Regions from separate parts of the Mus musculus genome. Here region 1 is linked to region 2. Evidence: chromatin loops called from intact Hi-C (ENCODE). Cell type or tissue: heart. All regions are shown on one strand.

Region 1 (8,000 bases), 99 kb after region 2:
CGCTTGTGGAGGTCGCTTGTGGAGGTCGCTTGTGGAAGGCCCTAACTTTGACCCCCAGTTCCTGCCATTGTGGAGGTCGCTTGTGGAAGGCCCTAACTTTGACCCCCAGTTCCTGCCAGTTTTCCCAAAGAAAGAAACAAGTTCTCCCTCTCTCCCCTTCTGAGCTTCCAAGAAAGGCCGCACTTCAGGGTAGGTAGGTAGCCAGGGTAGAGGGCCACCACTTTAAGGCTCTGCCCAGATCCTAACCACCACAGGCCTTCAGATCCCTCACACAGCTGTCTTTGTGTTGACCCAGATCCTAGCTGATTCCTTTGTGCCTCCTGTCTCCAGAGCCGCCAGTTCTCTTATCGAGAGGAGGCATCAGATCCGTTGCCACCTGAAGCTGCCAACCTGCTTATTTGCTCTAGACCTGCCTGACAGGGTCACTCCCACAGCCCTCGGTCCTTAGGAGTGCCAGCCGGAATCCAGTCCCTCTGCCCTGCATATCTGCTGTGACCGGCAGCTGGGTGGGCAGCTGGGTGAAGGAAACCTCCGGAGCAGTAGACCATGCCAGAAAGAACACACCTGGGGAATCACTCAGGCTGGGCACAGCCAGCCCTGCTTCCTCTGCTCTGATCAGCGGCACGACGGGAAATTTTCTTTTGGTTTCTTTCTTTTAAACTGGGCAGTTTTTTGTTTGGTTGGTTTAGTTTTTGGTTTTGGTTTTGAAATCACTGAAAACTTCTTAACTTTCTTAAACTCAGATTTTGTTTTTTCGATAAGATGAGAATAAAACCTTCTTAGTGTGGTGAGAAAATTGTTCAGTGTAAAAGTGCTGAGTATCCAGCACGGCACCTGGGAGGAGGCCACTGTGAACCCTGGGTGGCATGGGGTGGGGTGGGGTGGCCAGACCTCCTGAGACAGGGTTCTGACGGACCGAACATGGCCAGCAGCTTGATCCACAATAATCTCAGGGGCCTATGACAATGTCTTTTAGTGATTTTATTTTAGTGACTTAAATTTCCTTTAAAGTCAAGGTAATAAATAATACTAAGATTGCCATATCAACCAATTAGTTATTCATTACAATATCTTCATCCATAAGTACTCATTGTTATAGACATAGACATTATTATATTAACATTATATTAATGCTATATACAAGGTCTTATCTTGGTGGCATTGAAAAACATATTTTAAACTGTTTGGGGTTTTTTGGGTTTGGTTTATTTTATTTTATTTTATTTATTTATTTTAGGGAATCCTGGCTGATCACTAGCCGTCTCTCTTGTGCTTGGATGTATGCTCAGACCTAGTGGGCAGGAAACTGTGTGCTGCATCCTACAAGTCCACCCACCCAGGACACTTGTTGAACCAAGAACACACAACTCAGCAACAGTGTAACACTATGATTTAAAAACATGCAAGGAGCCAGTGAGTTGGTCCCCAGGTGAAGGCACCTGCTGCCAAGCCGGACCTGAGTTAGAAACCCAGGTGGTGGAAGAAGAGAACTGACTCCAGAAAGTTGCCCTTTGACCTCCAGCATGTGCAAGCTGAAGAGGGGGGACAACACACAAGTGCACACAGACACACATATGTACAACATGAATAAATAAATGTTTAAGAAACAGACATAGTGCCGAGCAGTGGTGGCGCACGCCTTTAATCCCAGCACTTGGGAGGCAGAGGCAGGATTTCTGAGTTTGAGGCCAGCCTGGTCTACAAAGTGAGTTCCAGGATAGCCAGGGCTATACAGAAAAACCCTGTCTCGAAAAACAAAACAAAACAATCAGAAACGGACATAGTCTCCAACAAGACACTTTTCTCCAGATGTCCAGGTGACCAACAAGCACACAAGAACATGCTTGGACATCACTAGTCACTAGGGAAACAAAGTCACAACGAGACACCATCTCCCACCCACTAAGACACTAGTGCCACACTTGCCCTGAATAACACACACCTGTTAGAGAGGGTGTGGAGAAATCAGAACCTTTGTATGCTGCTGGTGGAGATATAAATAACACAGCTACTAAGAAAAACTCTATCATGGTTCTTTTCAAATATATCAATTGCTATATATTAACAACAACTCCACTTTGGGATATACATCCAGAAGAATTAAAAGTAAAAGCAAATGTCAACCAGAACAGACGGCATGGATGTCCCTTGAAGTATTGTGCTAGATGAAATAACCAGACGGGAAGGGGTAAACACTGAGCCTCACTTCACTCTTCTAGAGACTTTGTTGCAAAGCTCGCCTCCCACTCCAGAGCCTTTACCCACCAGCCTGAAGGGCTGTCCTCCGTTCCTCTTTGCCCACCACTTCTCACCAAGCAGCAGTCTGAATCACGTGCTCCACTAGTTCCAGGAGAAACTGCCTCAGATTTTGCCTTCCCCGGGTTCTCCCTCCCCGAACTTCATATCAGCAAAAAACAGTGTCCCTCAAAGTGAACGTTTGTTCTATACATAAGAAAACAAGTTAGTTCCTCCCACACCCAGGCTGGCACAAGGTGAAACCAATTAATATGTAAATATCCGTCAGCGCGCCAGAACCAGCCTGATTAGGAAAGGAAAGGTGAGACTCAATTCACCACCTGGCTCCTAGAATTTTTAAACACACCCCACATCCCTCTAGCCCAGGCTAGACTTAAATTCACTATTTAGCTGAGGATAACCTTGAGTTTCTGGTACTCCCGCCTCTACGTCCCAAGTTGCAGGGACTGCAGGCACAAGCCATCAAAATGGGTTTCATCTCAAGTTCTCTACCAATTAAGCGACATCACGAGTCCTCCCGGTTATCTTTAGAAGATTCCCTTTCTCCTTTACTTAACTACTGGGGTGAATGTAAAAATGGCTCCTTTGGGCATCAAAGAACTTCCTAAACCCAGGTGACTCGCAGTGCTTGGAATTGGTCCGGTCCAGACTTGAGAATAAAATAGCGCAAAAGGGCACACTGAAGTTGAATTCTGTTTTCTTGGAGCTTTTTCCTGCGTGAGGCCCGACAGCGGGTTGGTAGGGGTAGGGTGGGGTGGAGTGGGGTGGGGATGGGTGAGTCTTCCAGTCTACACTGAGTGAGGCCTCGCGGAATTCCAAGACCTGTTCTGGGGTGGGAATTCTTAAACAGCCCCCCTACTCCATAACTTTCATCACCTACCTTCAGGAGAAGGTGTGGCCGGTAGGTTGTTCATCGTTGCTGAGGGCAGGCTATTTCGTAGGGTCAGATCTGTGGGAAGAAGGACGGACAAGAATGAGGTGGACGGGCTCCTGAGGTCGCAGGGCTTGTAGATCCCAGGAGAGCCTCGGGCGCCAGGTTTTCCCCGAGTCCCTTCCCCTGGATATATCCACTCTCTTCCTTTCGGTTCTAATCAGCTTCCATAAACAAATCCTTCCCCCAAGAGCTGACCCTGGTCGCAGGGTCGGGGAATGGGTGGCGTTGGTGACCCTTTCCCCAGGCCTGGGAAAGTTAAGCAAGGGTCGGCCCGGTTGCGCCCATGAGCGATCCGGGTCCCTTAGCCACCTGCATTACCTGGGCTTCCAGGGCCAGGAGCCCCGCCGAGCCGTCCGCTGGGTGCGCCCCGCTCCCCGGGGATCCCGCGTGCCCCGGGCCCGCGCCCTGGCCGTCGAGTGTCCCTGCAGCCGCGCAGTACCCGTGCGGGTCAGGTCGCAGGCGCGCGGCGGCCGAGTGCGGGCTCCGGGCTTCCGCGCAGCGCGCTCACCTTTCCAGTCCGACGGGCGGGCAGGGCCGGGCGCCGCGCGTCCTTTTGAACTCGCCGGGGTGGGAGCGGCCGAGAGTCGCCGGAGCCGCGCCCGGGACCCCGCGCCGAGCGGCCGCCGAGCCCGGACCGCGGTGGGAGGGACAGGAAGGAGCTCGGGGCCGCCCTCAGCAGGTTCCCCCGGGAGGAAAGGCCACTGTCCGGAGCCGCTCCGCCCCCGTGCCGGGCTCGGCCGGGGTCGGCAGCGCCAGCTGTAGGGCGAGCGAGGGGCGTGTCCCGCGGGAGCTCAGTCACGCGTGGGCCCTCTGGAGTCCGCGACTTCGGGGCGACTTAGCCGAGCACCTCCCGGGGCCACCTGGACCTTCCGCGTGCGACCTTCCCAGGAGGCGGTGGAGCGTGGAGAGGGTAGGAGGTGTGGCTGTGGGCTGTTTAGGATTAAAAGCTCCAGCGTAAGTGCTTGCCAGCTGGGTGGCTGTGGGCACATTCCTGAACACCTCAGTAGTCGGTTTCCTCATCCCTAAAATGGGGACTGAAAGTGGCAATTCCCGTAAGGCCGTTTTACAGCCTTGGTCCTAGCCCGAGGCAAGCGCCTTGATTTAAATATTCATCAGTGCTGTACTTTAGCAGCAGTTGGACTCACGTCAGTGACAGGAAATGCTCCCAAATTAACTAGAGGAACTCGTTGACTAAGAGGCAATAATTCTATATAACAGGCTCTGGAGGTGGTCCCGCTGTGTAAGCTAGCGCAGGTTACTTCTGATTCTTTGGGCAAAGCTGTGTGAACTCAGGGTTAGGGTTATTGCGGAGCTCCAATGAGTTGCCTAGAACCTCACCTAGCACATGATAATGTGCTCAAAAAACACTGGCCAGGTTACCTGGGTAGCTCACTGAGGGTCGGACCTGACCAACCACACTTGGCTTTCATGTCTTTTTTTTTTTTTTTCTTTAAAATATAACCTTTAAAAGTTGCTTTGGGGGGCGGGGGAGGGGGGGAGAGGGGTTAGCTGGAGAAAGGCTCCCAGTAGTTCACAACGTCCTGTGATTCAGTTTCAGGAGATCTTGATGCCCTCTTCTGGCCTCCACCGGCACCGGCAGGCTCACTTAAAACTTTGCTGGGGCTGATGAGAAAGCTTAGTCAGTGAAGATACCTAACTGCCTTGTAAAGCTAACAACTGAGTTTCCCAGAAACCACAAGCTGGCCTCAGGTTAGGACCCACTGCCTCAGCTTTGGTATTGCTGGCACGACAGGTTGGCACATGACACCCAGTCTATACCCAGACGCAGCCTGTCAACACTGTCCAGAGTCTGGGGAGCAGGGACTCAGGATGCGTCTGTGTCAGACCTCCATAAGGAGTCAAGTGAATCGATGATGGACACGGTCTCACATGGACAGCCAGTCTTCTCCAAGAGTGAAACTTAAGCCTCGGAAACTGAAGCAGCCATGCTTTTGTCAACAGACCTCTAGGGACCTCAGGGCAGACAAGAGACAGGTGACATTTATCTTCGCCTGGCTTTATTGGCTTCCTTGTGCTTCTACTGGGGTGGCCGTGTTCTGTGTCCTTGCCTTTTTCCTGGATGATGTCTGGGCCAACTGTTCAGTTCCCGGCTGAGACTGTCCACACTACCCAAGCATGTGGGCCCTTTCCTTCCCCCTTGGATGCTTCCTTGGGATCGCAGTAAAGTACCATGTTCACAGCGTAGTGCATTTTCCACTCTAGCTGTGCCTCTGTTGTAGCAGTTACTGACTTACCCCCCACCCCCATCAGACAGGAAGTCCTACAACTTGGACATGGCCTACTCCCCCAAAGAGTTCCCATTTTATTGGGGGGGGGAGAGACAAAGACAAAGCAAACCCCATAAGCAAAAGGCTTGAACTGGGTTTCTCCAGACTTTTTTTTTAAAGACAGCAGCACCTGTATCACATAGCAAAAGCTGACCTTGAAGTTCTGGTCCTCCCACCTCCGAGGACTGATCTTGGCAGGTAGGTGTCTGCCCACCTGCCTGGTTTATGTAGTGCTGGGGAATCAAATCCAGGCCTCCGAGGATGTTAGACAAGCATGCTACCAACTCAAGTGCCCGTGCAGCCTGAGGGTTTGTCAGATGGTGGACCTGGAGCAGAGGTGCCTCTATTCCCAGCCCGTTCTTACCCTTCCATGACACCCTAGTTAGCCTGGAGTAGTGATCCTGACTGCCACAGGAGGGAGTGCCTGGGGGAGAGCTAGAACGGGCAGAGCCGGCAGTGGGGTTATTTGAAAATCTCTCGGGAGGCACCCTCCCAGGACTACTGTATAGAGAGCTGTGAAGGGCAGTCTTTCAAAGTGAGAAAAAGAGGGCTTGATTTCGGAAGATGATGATTCCTAAGGGTTTGGGTACAGGAAGCTGTGCCCCGACATGGACCCTCCATCACCGTGTGTGCTTGCTTGCTTGCTTGCTTATCCCGGGCCACTGTGTGTGAACCTATATGTTCATCACAGGGTCAGGAAGGACTGTCCTCCAGAGGCCTGTGCTGGGTAGAGACAGGCTCATCTGCACTCAAAAGGGTTTGGGGAAGTATTGATCACGGAAGCATTTTCTTGATGGATGAAAAAATAACTCGGTTACCAGCCTCTCCCTGTGCTGGACAGTATACTGTACACAAAAGTAGAATGGAAAAATTACTCCCAGATATAAACACAGAACCCCAGCTCCTATGTGGACACACTTACTGGAAAATCCTGTATGTGCCTCAAATTCTGTGTCCTGCGTTAGGGGACTGTGGGCCCTCTAGAATTGGTGTTTGTAGCTCAGGACATAATTTTTTTTTTTTTTTTTTTTTTTTATAATTAATTTATTTATTATATGTAAGTACACTGTTGCTGTCTTCAGACACTCCAGAAGAGGGAGTCAGATTTTGTTACGGATGGTTGTGAGCCACCATGTGGTTGCTGGGATTTGAACTCCTTTTTTGCTGGGATTTGAACTTGACCTTCGGAAGAGCAGTCGGGTGCTCTTACCCACTGAGCCATCTCACCAGCCCCAGCTCAGGACATAATTGATGTACAATAAACAGTCCATCATAGTACTGCACTGTTGTATGAGTCTCCTCCCATGTACACACCCACCAAATGACCCTCATAACAGTAAAAATTATGATGGTTCATAATTACTATCAAAGGCCCTCCTTGCCCCAACCCACCACATTCCTGTCAACATAGACATGTTGTCCCCTGCCCTAGTAGTGGCAGGCACCATTCCTACATCCTTGCTGTAGGATGGCCACATTGTACAAAAGGAACGAGCCAGTTCTTTCTCTAGTGTACACGTATCTGGGGAGGATGTTGCAGCCAGGCAGGCCGTATCAGCAGCTGAGGCCAGGCAGCAGATCTGTCCCCCTCCGTGGATTCCCCAGACTGGTTGGTCTCGTCTTTCCTGTGCCTAGCTGTTCTTCCAGCAGCTCTGTGAACCGCCTACCTGCAAAGGCAATCCTCTATTTCTTCATCTCGTCCATTCCTTGCCTGCAACCAGAGGATCCAGATAACTGAGGTTCCCACCAGAGGGTCCGGATAACCGAGGTCCCCTCTGTAGTCATTTCCAGAGAGTGACAGGGCGAGTCCTGTCTCTCAAGTTTAACCTTGGGTAACTTCTCACCAGTGTGCATTTTCCTCTAAAACACGTCAGCCCTGGCAGGTCTGCTCGGCACCCTCATGTTTGGCGCTGTGTCTCTGTATTTAACACACAGGAGGTTCTCGCAAGGAGTGACTGGTGTGACCTGTCAGCTGTACTGAGAACAAAGGTAGGTTGGGCGTGGCAGCACACACTTGTCATCTTAGCAAGTGGAGGCAGTGGCAGGATATGTGAGCCAACCCAGGCTACACTGAGACCCTGTTTCAAAAGACCAAAGATGTCTGCATGCGTGAGAGCAGGGGAGGGCTGGGATGGGGGGAGGATGAGGGAACAAAGGCAGAGCAGGTGACAGAGCCCCAGAGCCACTGTGTTTTTACAAAAGTTTGCTCTGATAGCACTTGGCCTGGAACTTCTGACCCTGTGCATAATGCCATCCCGGCCAAATTCCTGTCTGTGTCCCCCACCCTCCCCCACCCCACCCTGTCTTTCATAGCTGCATCCATCTGGATCAGACCTTCATTCACAGGGCACCAGGCTGTAGAGATGACATGGCTCCGACTCCAGCAGACAGCCCTTTCCCACAGTGTCTGCTGCTGTAGGAATGCACTCAGAGAAGCATTCCAGCCAGGATGCTCGTGACCTGGGGTCGGTGTGTGACGAAAGCCTTCTGAACCTGGGCAGAAACCATTACCCCGTCTAAGT
Region 2 (8,000 bases):
GTCCCAACGGGTGCAGTTAAGAGTAGAGAGCGAGGCTGGAGAGAACGCTCAGCAGTTAACAGCACTCACTGCTTGGTACCTCATGGTGTGGCTCACAACCATCTGTAACTCATGTTCAGGGGATCCAACACCCTCTTCTGGCCTCTACAGGCACCAGGCACACACATGGTACATACATACATGCAGACAAACACTCATACATACGTTTAAAAAAAGAAAGAAAGAAAAAGAGTGGAGAAAGCCCAGTGTGATGGCACACACCTGTAATCCCAGCACCAGGGAATCTTGAGTTCAAAGCCAGTGTGGGCATTCTGAGAAACAAGAAAATCTACCCTTCCTAGGGCGTGGCAGTCAGGGAAAAACACTCTTGTTCCTGGAGACAATTTCAAACCAGACACTAGTTCTATTAAAAAAAAAAAAGTTAAGTCCAGCTACAACAAACACTGTAGAAAACAAGACAAATTCAGAAACAATGTTGGGCATTGAGAGACTTCACTGTGACATCATCCTCAAACAACAACTCTACTGGCTTCTTTGAAAAATTAGTGACAATTACCAGGAATCAAGATAAATTGGATTTTGACATAGCAACAGCTCAACCCTCACTAACGTAGGCTGGTACTCTCCTCCTCAAATCTCAGTGTCTAGGGAGGCTAAGATACAGAGCCCAGTCACAGCAGTGTGTGGCACTCCACTTAACCCTCCATGACTAAGCACAGATCTGTCATTTAAGGTTGAGATTCTAAAATTACTCAAAGCAGCACATACCCTGGATATGCTACATTCATAGGAGGTTTCTTTCTTTAAGTTACATTGACACACAGACTGTACATATGAGGGTTAGAGGACAGCTTTCTGGAGTCTGGTCTCTCCATATATCATGTGGTTTTCCAGGAATGGAACTTGGGTCATCAGATTTAGCAGCAAGTGCCTTAACTACTGAGACATCCTACCAGTCCCTCAGAGATTTCACAATCTAAAATTATTAACTATTCTGTATTTCTTTACTGTTGGAGCAAAAAAAATATTCAGTTCTAGAGATTGAGACTTAAAGATCCTCAGTAAATACATGCAAGGCCCCTACTTATTCTTAAAGAAAATGCATTCAAAAAGAACCAATTTGGAAGTCTAAAACCAGTGTACTGGCTAGGTCAATTTGACACAAGGTAGAGTCATCCATTTTCTTAGTTAGCGGGAGAGAGTCTGGCCTACTGTATGTGGTGCCATCCCTGGGCTGGTGGTCTTGGATTCTCTATAAAAGCAGGCTGAGCAAGCCATGGGGAGCAAGTCAGTAAGCAGCATCCATCCCTCCATGGCCTCTGCATCAGCCGCTGCCTCCAGGTTCCTGCCCTGATTAGCATAGGCTGAATAAACCCTTTCTTCCTCAAGTTGCTTTGGTCATGGTGTTCCATCACACCGCAACAGTAACCCTAACTAGGGCACCCAGTCCTTGTCACACACTCATACACATGACAGGAAAGTAGAAGGATGAGTTGGAAAGAGAAAGGATCGGTGGGGGCAGAGTAATGCGGGATAAAAGTTATCAGGAGGAGCATGTCATAGGAAACCCATCGTCATGTATAATTAACCTGTGCTGATGCAATGAGAGAGCCCGCTCTTTCTCAAGGGGAAGCTGACAAGTTAGGAAACCCATGCTGAAGGCTCGGTAGTTTCTCCAATGTGTCAGGAGGCATTCTATTGCATCAAACCACTTCATTCATTGAGTTCATTTCAATGAAGGAATCTCAAGGGCTGACTTCTCTGTGCTTAGTGTGCATTACTGACGAGACTTGATATTTCTGCTTCAATTCTGCAGAACCAATGCAATGTGCATTGTTCTGAATTTGTCACATCAATTTTTTAGGTGGATGGTTTTTTGGGGGGTGTTGAGATTTGTTTGTTTGTTTGTTTGTTTTTAAGACAGAGTCTCTCTACACAGCCCTGGATGTCCAGAACTCACTCTATAGACCAGGCTGACTTTGAACTCGCAAAGATCCACCTGCTTTGCTTTCTGAGTGATAGGATTAAAGGTGTTCATTCACCGCCATGCCAGCCAATCTGGCGTGTCTCTAACCAAACATAAAGGTACAGAAAGCGCGTTTGGTAAAAGGATAAACTGGAGATGTAGACTAATTGGTACAGTGCTTGCCTAGCATACATAAGACGCAGCACATGATCTGCATGCATCCCAGCATAAACCAGGTCTAGCAGATCGGTCCTTTAATCCTACACTTGGGAGGTAAAGGCAGGAGGATCAGACCCAGTGATATGGCTCAGTAGATGAAACACGCCACACAAATAGACAAATGGATGATCCTCAGCAACACAGTAAGCTCATGGCCACACTGGGATACAAGAAACCCTATCGTGAAAAACATGGCTATGAGTCCAGAGTGTGAGAGAAGCGCGAGAGGGACAATGGGCAGCACACTACGGAGACTACTGACCAGAGGCTGCTGCACGCATGCTCTGTGGACATACACAGCAGCACAGGAGAGACGGTATACCACACAACATGGAAGCTTCTGCATGCTCTGCAGATGTACACACTGCCCTCTTCATCTGAGGCAATGATTGGTCTCTAATTCTTAACTATGCTTTAACCTTTTCCCTTCAGGCCTACCAGCTTTGAAGATGCTCTCTCCTAGAAAGAGCCTAGAGAACCAAGAGGGACAGGTGTGACGACATCTGGAACAAGGCTAACAACAGCCAGCCCTCGAGGAAGTCAGAACTAACACGGACAATAAGTTGCATGAACTTCCACCTGCCTCGCTCAGCTGCCAATTTCTCAAGAAGGGAATTCCACAGGTACACATTACTGAGACAGAGAAAACGGAGGGTGGTTAAAAATCACATAGAGTACTCACCAGCTACAAGTATAAAAAAGGAAGCTTTTCTTAAAGCAACGGTACTGAAAAAGTATGCAGAATATATATTTATATACATACACACTCATACCCACACATGCACACACATACCACACTCATACATGCATGCACATACATACCAGATACCACATATACCCAATATAGACACCACACACACACATTTGCACATACACACCAGATACCACACCTACCATATACACACCACACTCAAACATGCATGTATGTACACACCACACATACTATCACATGCATGCACACATACCACATGCACACTGACAGACCACACATACTCACACACACATACACACACACACACATCTCAGAACAAGCTGAAGCTGAAACCCACAATGTTCGGAGACCTATGGTACAGACTCACTCTTTGATATAATTACTACTAATTAATATGAAGCAGATAAGACCTCTCCATTCCTGTTTTTCTTCTATGTTTTCTGTCAAGAAAGATAATTTTTATAGACGAAAAACCATCAATAGGCAAAATAAATGAGTAAAAAAATAAAGATACCTGCCACAATGTTCAAACACTTTAAAACTATTTCTTTTCTTTTTAAAGATTTATTTATTATATGTAAGTACACTGTAGCTGTCTTTAGACGCACCAGAAGAGGGCATCAGATCTTGTTACAGATGGTTGTGAGCCGCCATGTGGTTGCTAGGATTTGAACTCAGGACCTTCAGAAGAGCAGTCGGTGCTCTTACCTGCTGAGCCATCTCACCAGCCCTAAAACTATTTCTTTAGAGAAGGAAAAATATATTTTATTGGCAACATGGTTATAGCATTAACTTGTTCTTTTAAAAGACAGCTAGGCGTGGCTCACACTATAGCCCCACTCAGCAGATGCAGCAAGGCCAGCTCAAAGCCAGCCTTTGGAAGCTAAGTTGGAAGCTAGCTAAGGCAACCTAAGACCTTGTCTCAAAAAAACTTAACACCAAAATGAAACAAAAGATAATATAGGCGAGACATTGAGGCTTGGGTATTAATCTAGTATTCAGGGGAGACTCGGGATAGGTCACAGATTAAGGGCAGCCTGAATTACATAGGGAAACGATGTCTTTTTTCTTTTGTTTGTTTGTTTGTTTGTCTGTTTGTTTTCAAGACAGAGTTGCTCTGTGTAGCCCTGGCTGTCTTGGAACTCATTCTGTAGACCAGGCTGGCCTCGAACTCAGAAATCCACCTGCCTCTGCCTCCCAAGTATGGGATTAAAGACGTGCGCCACTACTGCCAGTCTGGGAAACCTTGTTTTACAAAATCAAACACATCAATATTTAATAAGTAACATAAGCTGAATTGTTATATTATATTATGAGATGGTTATGTGTTTTAATATCTTAAACTTTTAAAAATATACCGTGTTTTCTCTCTCTCTCTCTCTCTCTCTCTCTCTCTGGGTGCGTGCGTGCGTGCGTATACCTTAGTATCTTCCATTGTATTCATTCACCATCACTATTAGGTTTTGTTGGGAGCAAAGTACTTTGTAGAAGCTTACCTGCTATCTTAATAACAAAATACTCCTAAAACATAGTGGTTTAAGAAATAATTTACAGCTAGGTGGCGGTAGTGCGTTTCTTTAATCCCAGCACCAAGTGGATCTCTAAGTTCAAGGCAGCCTGGTATACAGAGGGAGTTCCAGTCCAGCCAAGGCTACATAGAGAAACCCTGTCTCAATTCCCACCCCACACCCATAAGAAAAAAAAAAAATCAAAAAGAACACAGATAAATGGCTTAATGATGCAATTCAAAAAGCTAGAAGAATAAGAACAAATACAAGCCCAGCTGATGGCAAGAAATAATCAAATAAAAAACAAAACAAGTGCCGGGCGTGGTGGCGCACGTCTTTAGTCCCAGCACTCGGGAGGCAGAGGCAGGCAGATTTCTCAGTTCAAGGCCAGCCTGGTCTACAAAGTGAGTTCTAGGACAGCCAGGGCTACACAGAGAAACCTTGTCTCGAAAAACCAAAAGCAAAAAAAAAAAAAAAAAAAAAAAAAAAAACAAAAACAAAGCAGAAACAAAGAAAACAGTCCAAAGAATCAATAAATCTTAGAGCTATTTTCTTTGGGAAGATAAATTCTACAGATCCTTGGCACAATTAATGAAAAGAAATAGATGACTTAAATTAACAGTCAGAAAAGAACAGGGAAACACTACAATAGACATCATAGAAATTTAGAATACTGCACATGAGTGTTTGCACTCAGTCTGCACAGAGTCGCCCACACGTTTAATCCCAGCACCCAGGAGGCAGAGGCAGGCAGCTCTCTGAGTTTGAAGCCAGCCTGGTCTATACAGTGAGTTCTAGGACAGCCAAGGCTATTACATAGAGAAACCCTGTCTCAAAAAAAACTAAACAAGCAAACAAACAAATAAAGCTTGTAGTCTAATTAAGCAGTACAATGTAAAAGAAATGGATTTCTAGACTGAAAATTACCAAAAGGAAAACAAGAAGTCAACAACCTAAACATCAAATAAGGGGACTGAAATAGTAATAAAAAACCTTCCAGCTAAAAAGTAAAGGCATTCGGGACCAGATTCACAACAAGAAGACTAGCTGTAGCTATTTAAACTATTAAGAATAAGGAAAGAAACAGGAGCATTCCCAGACTCCTGCTGTATCAATCTAATACCTACACCAGGGGCAGACACAGCAACAACAGCAAAGAAAACTACAGGCCAATATCCCAGATGAACAAAGACTCAAAAATACACAATAAAATACTTTCAAACAATATAGCAAACATTAAAAAAAAAATTATACACCATGATCAAGATGGCTTTATCTCTGAATTCAGGGATGGTTCAACATATACACATCAATGCAATAAACTACATTAATGGCCTAAAGACAAAAACAAACAAACAAACAAACAAAACAAAAAAACCACACGATTATCTCAATAGAAGCTGAAAAAGCCTTTTATAAATCCAGCATACCTTGATGATAAAAGTCCTAGAAATGTAGGGCTAGAGGGGCCATGCCGCAACACAATAAAAGCAATGTACGAGAAACCCGCAGCCAACCACATCCTCAATCAGCGGCTCCCAGCCTTCCTAACGCTGCTCCTCAGCAGTGCTGAGCCCTAGCCGCAAGCTTATTGTGATGCTACTTCACACTGTAATGTTGCTACTGTTGTAAGTCGTAACGTAAGTATCTGATATGGGGGTTGTGACACACAGGTTGAGAACTGCTGTTGCCCATGGAAGTCAGGACAGGACAGATACCCACCATTCTGTTCCTGTTCAGCTCTGCATTGTAAGCAAGAGCTGGAGCTACAAGGCAGGACGTCATCAACCCATCCCTGTCTGCAGGAGCCAAAAAGTCTACCAGAAAACTTCTAGAATGTGGGAGGATACAGAATCAACTTGTGCAAATCAATGGCTTTTCTGAACACCAACAGTAAATATACAGAGAAGGAGATCGTGGACTCACTCCATTCACAACAGAGTCAGAGAAAATAAAGTGCCTAGAAATAAACCTCACCAAGAAACGCAGGCCACAACTGCGGGGACTTTAAACCTCTGAAAGGTAACAATGGAGACATCACATGCTCCTGGACTGGGAATCAATACTGTGAAGATGACAGTGTGAACATTCAATGTCAGCCCAATCAAAATCCCCATCTCACTCTTTACACAAACGGAGAAAAACTATCCTAAAATTCACATGCTACCTCAGACAGCCAAAACAATCCTGAACAAACAGAACAGTGCTGGGCGGATTACCACTCCTGATCCTAAGATACAGTACAGGGCCACAGGAATAAACCAACATGGCACTGCCACAAAGCAGACATGCATACCAACAGAACAGAACTGAAGACCCAAGCACAAGCAAACATGACATCAGCTACTTAATGTTGCCAATGAGGTTAAAGACATATGTGGAGAAAAGCATTGCCATGGAGTCGGGAGAACAGGCAGAATGATACTAGACCTTGAACAAAAGCCAACTCCAACTGGATCAAACCCTAACCCTGAAACACTGGAACTGCCAGAAAGAAATAAAAGTGTCTTATCTGATGGAGGTGAAGAAAAGGACTCCATCTCCTAAGAAGTAAGGACAACTGACAAATTGGACTTTATAAAACTAAGCAGTGTGTGCACAGTGAAAGATGATCACCTGGCTGGAGAGAAGGCCCGTGTATAAGAACACTGGTGTCCTTGCCATGCACTCTGGTCGAGTCAGCTTGACAGGCCAAGAGGCTTGGAAGCTACTCACGAGGCAGAGTTTCACGGAAACTCACCTCCTGGAGTCTGGCGTCCTCTCTAACCCATACATTAATATTCCATTCCCGCGTTAGTCTGGTGTATGGATCCACGTGCTCTCTTTTAGTATTATCCTACTATAAGTGCCTTTTAAGATTGAATTCTGGCATAGCTAAAGCCTTCGCCAGTGTTCCAATGTCCTAGAAAGTCCTTGAGCAGACCACGGGCTTGGAATTCAGAAAGAATGTTGCCTATTCAGTGACATTCAGAATTGCCTCTGGTATTACACTATCACTTTGAATAAAAGCTAGGTCACTGCCCTGCACAGGAATTTACCATCATCTAGGAAGAAGGAAGTTTCAGACCTAAGGAGAAACCAGAGTAGATACATAGAACTATAGATAGCTGAGTTACACCCATACACACGTATTTAAATTGGCCTAGGGGGAAGGTGGACTATACAATAGACTAAAATAGGAACTATGGCAAGGGCACAAAGCCCTTGACCCTAAGATTAAGTGAATCTTAGGTGGAGCTCCTTTTGATCCCAGTTGTTAACAATGAATTCTATCCCAGGTGGTCCCTGTTAGACCTTCTGTGTTTGCATTCCTCTGTTTTATGTAAAGAATCCAGTAACCTCTTTGTACCTTGCTGGTGTGTCACCCAACTTCCTTATTTTCTTCTGTAAAAAAAGTTTGATGCTCGATTTGACAAATTACATTCAGATTCTACACAACCTCTCCTGTGTGCATCTGTCTGTCATTCCATCCAACGCTTTGCCCACCCGTGACTAGAGACCCCGTTCCATGCAGACAAAGGGGCCCAGAGGGTTTGCAGCATGTCCTGAGTTTAATTCCCTGATCCCACCCACATGATGGCTCACAACCATCTGC

Evidence for each region. A loop is a pair of places that touch in the nucleus more often than their neighbours do. Peaks named below come from ENCODE experiments on the same cell type or tissue, not always from the same donor. Only the 100,000 strongest peaks of a DNase experiment are listed, where the experiment ranks them.
Region 1: a loop joins it to region 2, with 7 times the contacts of the local background. A loop is called at or near these places in 2 of 42 quality-filtered maps.

The regions. Positions count from the first base shown.
Region 1 is chr15:100,633,051-100,641,050 of GRCm38, forward strand. Smagp (small cell adhesion glycoprotein) reads right to left here and starts at 3,890. Exons shown (of 4, transcript NM_174992.4): 1 at 3,509-3,890; 2 at 3,137-3,205. The coding sequence starts at 3,170. In heart, a CTCF peak has its summit at 4,777 (motif pointing left); DNase peaks (open chromatin) are centred at 451, 3,841, 4,791 and 7,471; H3K4me3 peaks cover 2,302 bases; H3K27ac peaks cover 2,189 bases; H3K27me3 peaks cover 4,243 bases.
Region 2 is chr15:100,533,641-100,541,640 of GRCm38, forward strand. All of the region lies in intron 2 of Tfcp2 (transcription factor CP2), which reads right to left. Among named protein-coding and RNA genes, the nearest start is that of Tfcp2, 14 kb to the right of the region's middle. In heart, a CTCF peak has its summit at 4,451; no DNase peak of the experiment used is centred here.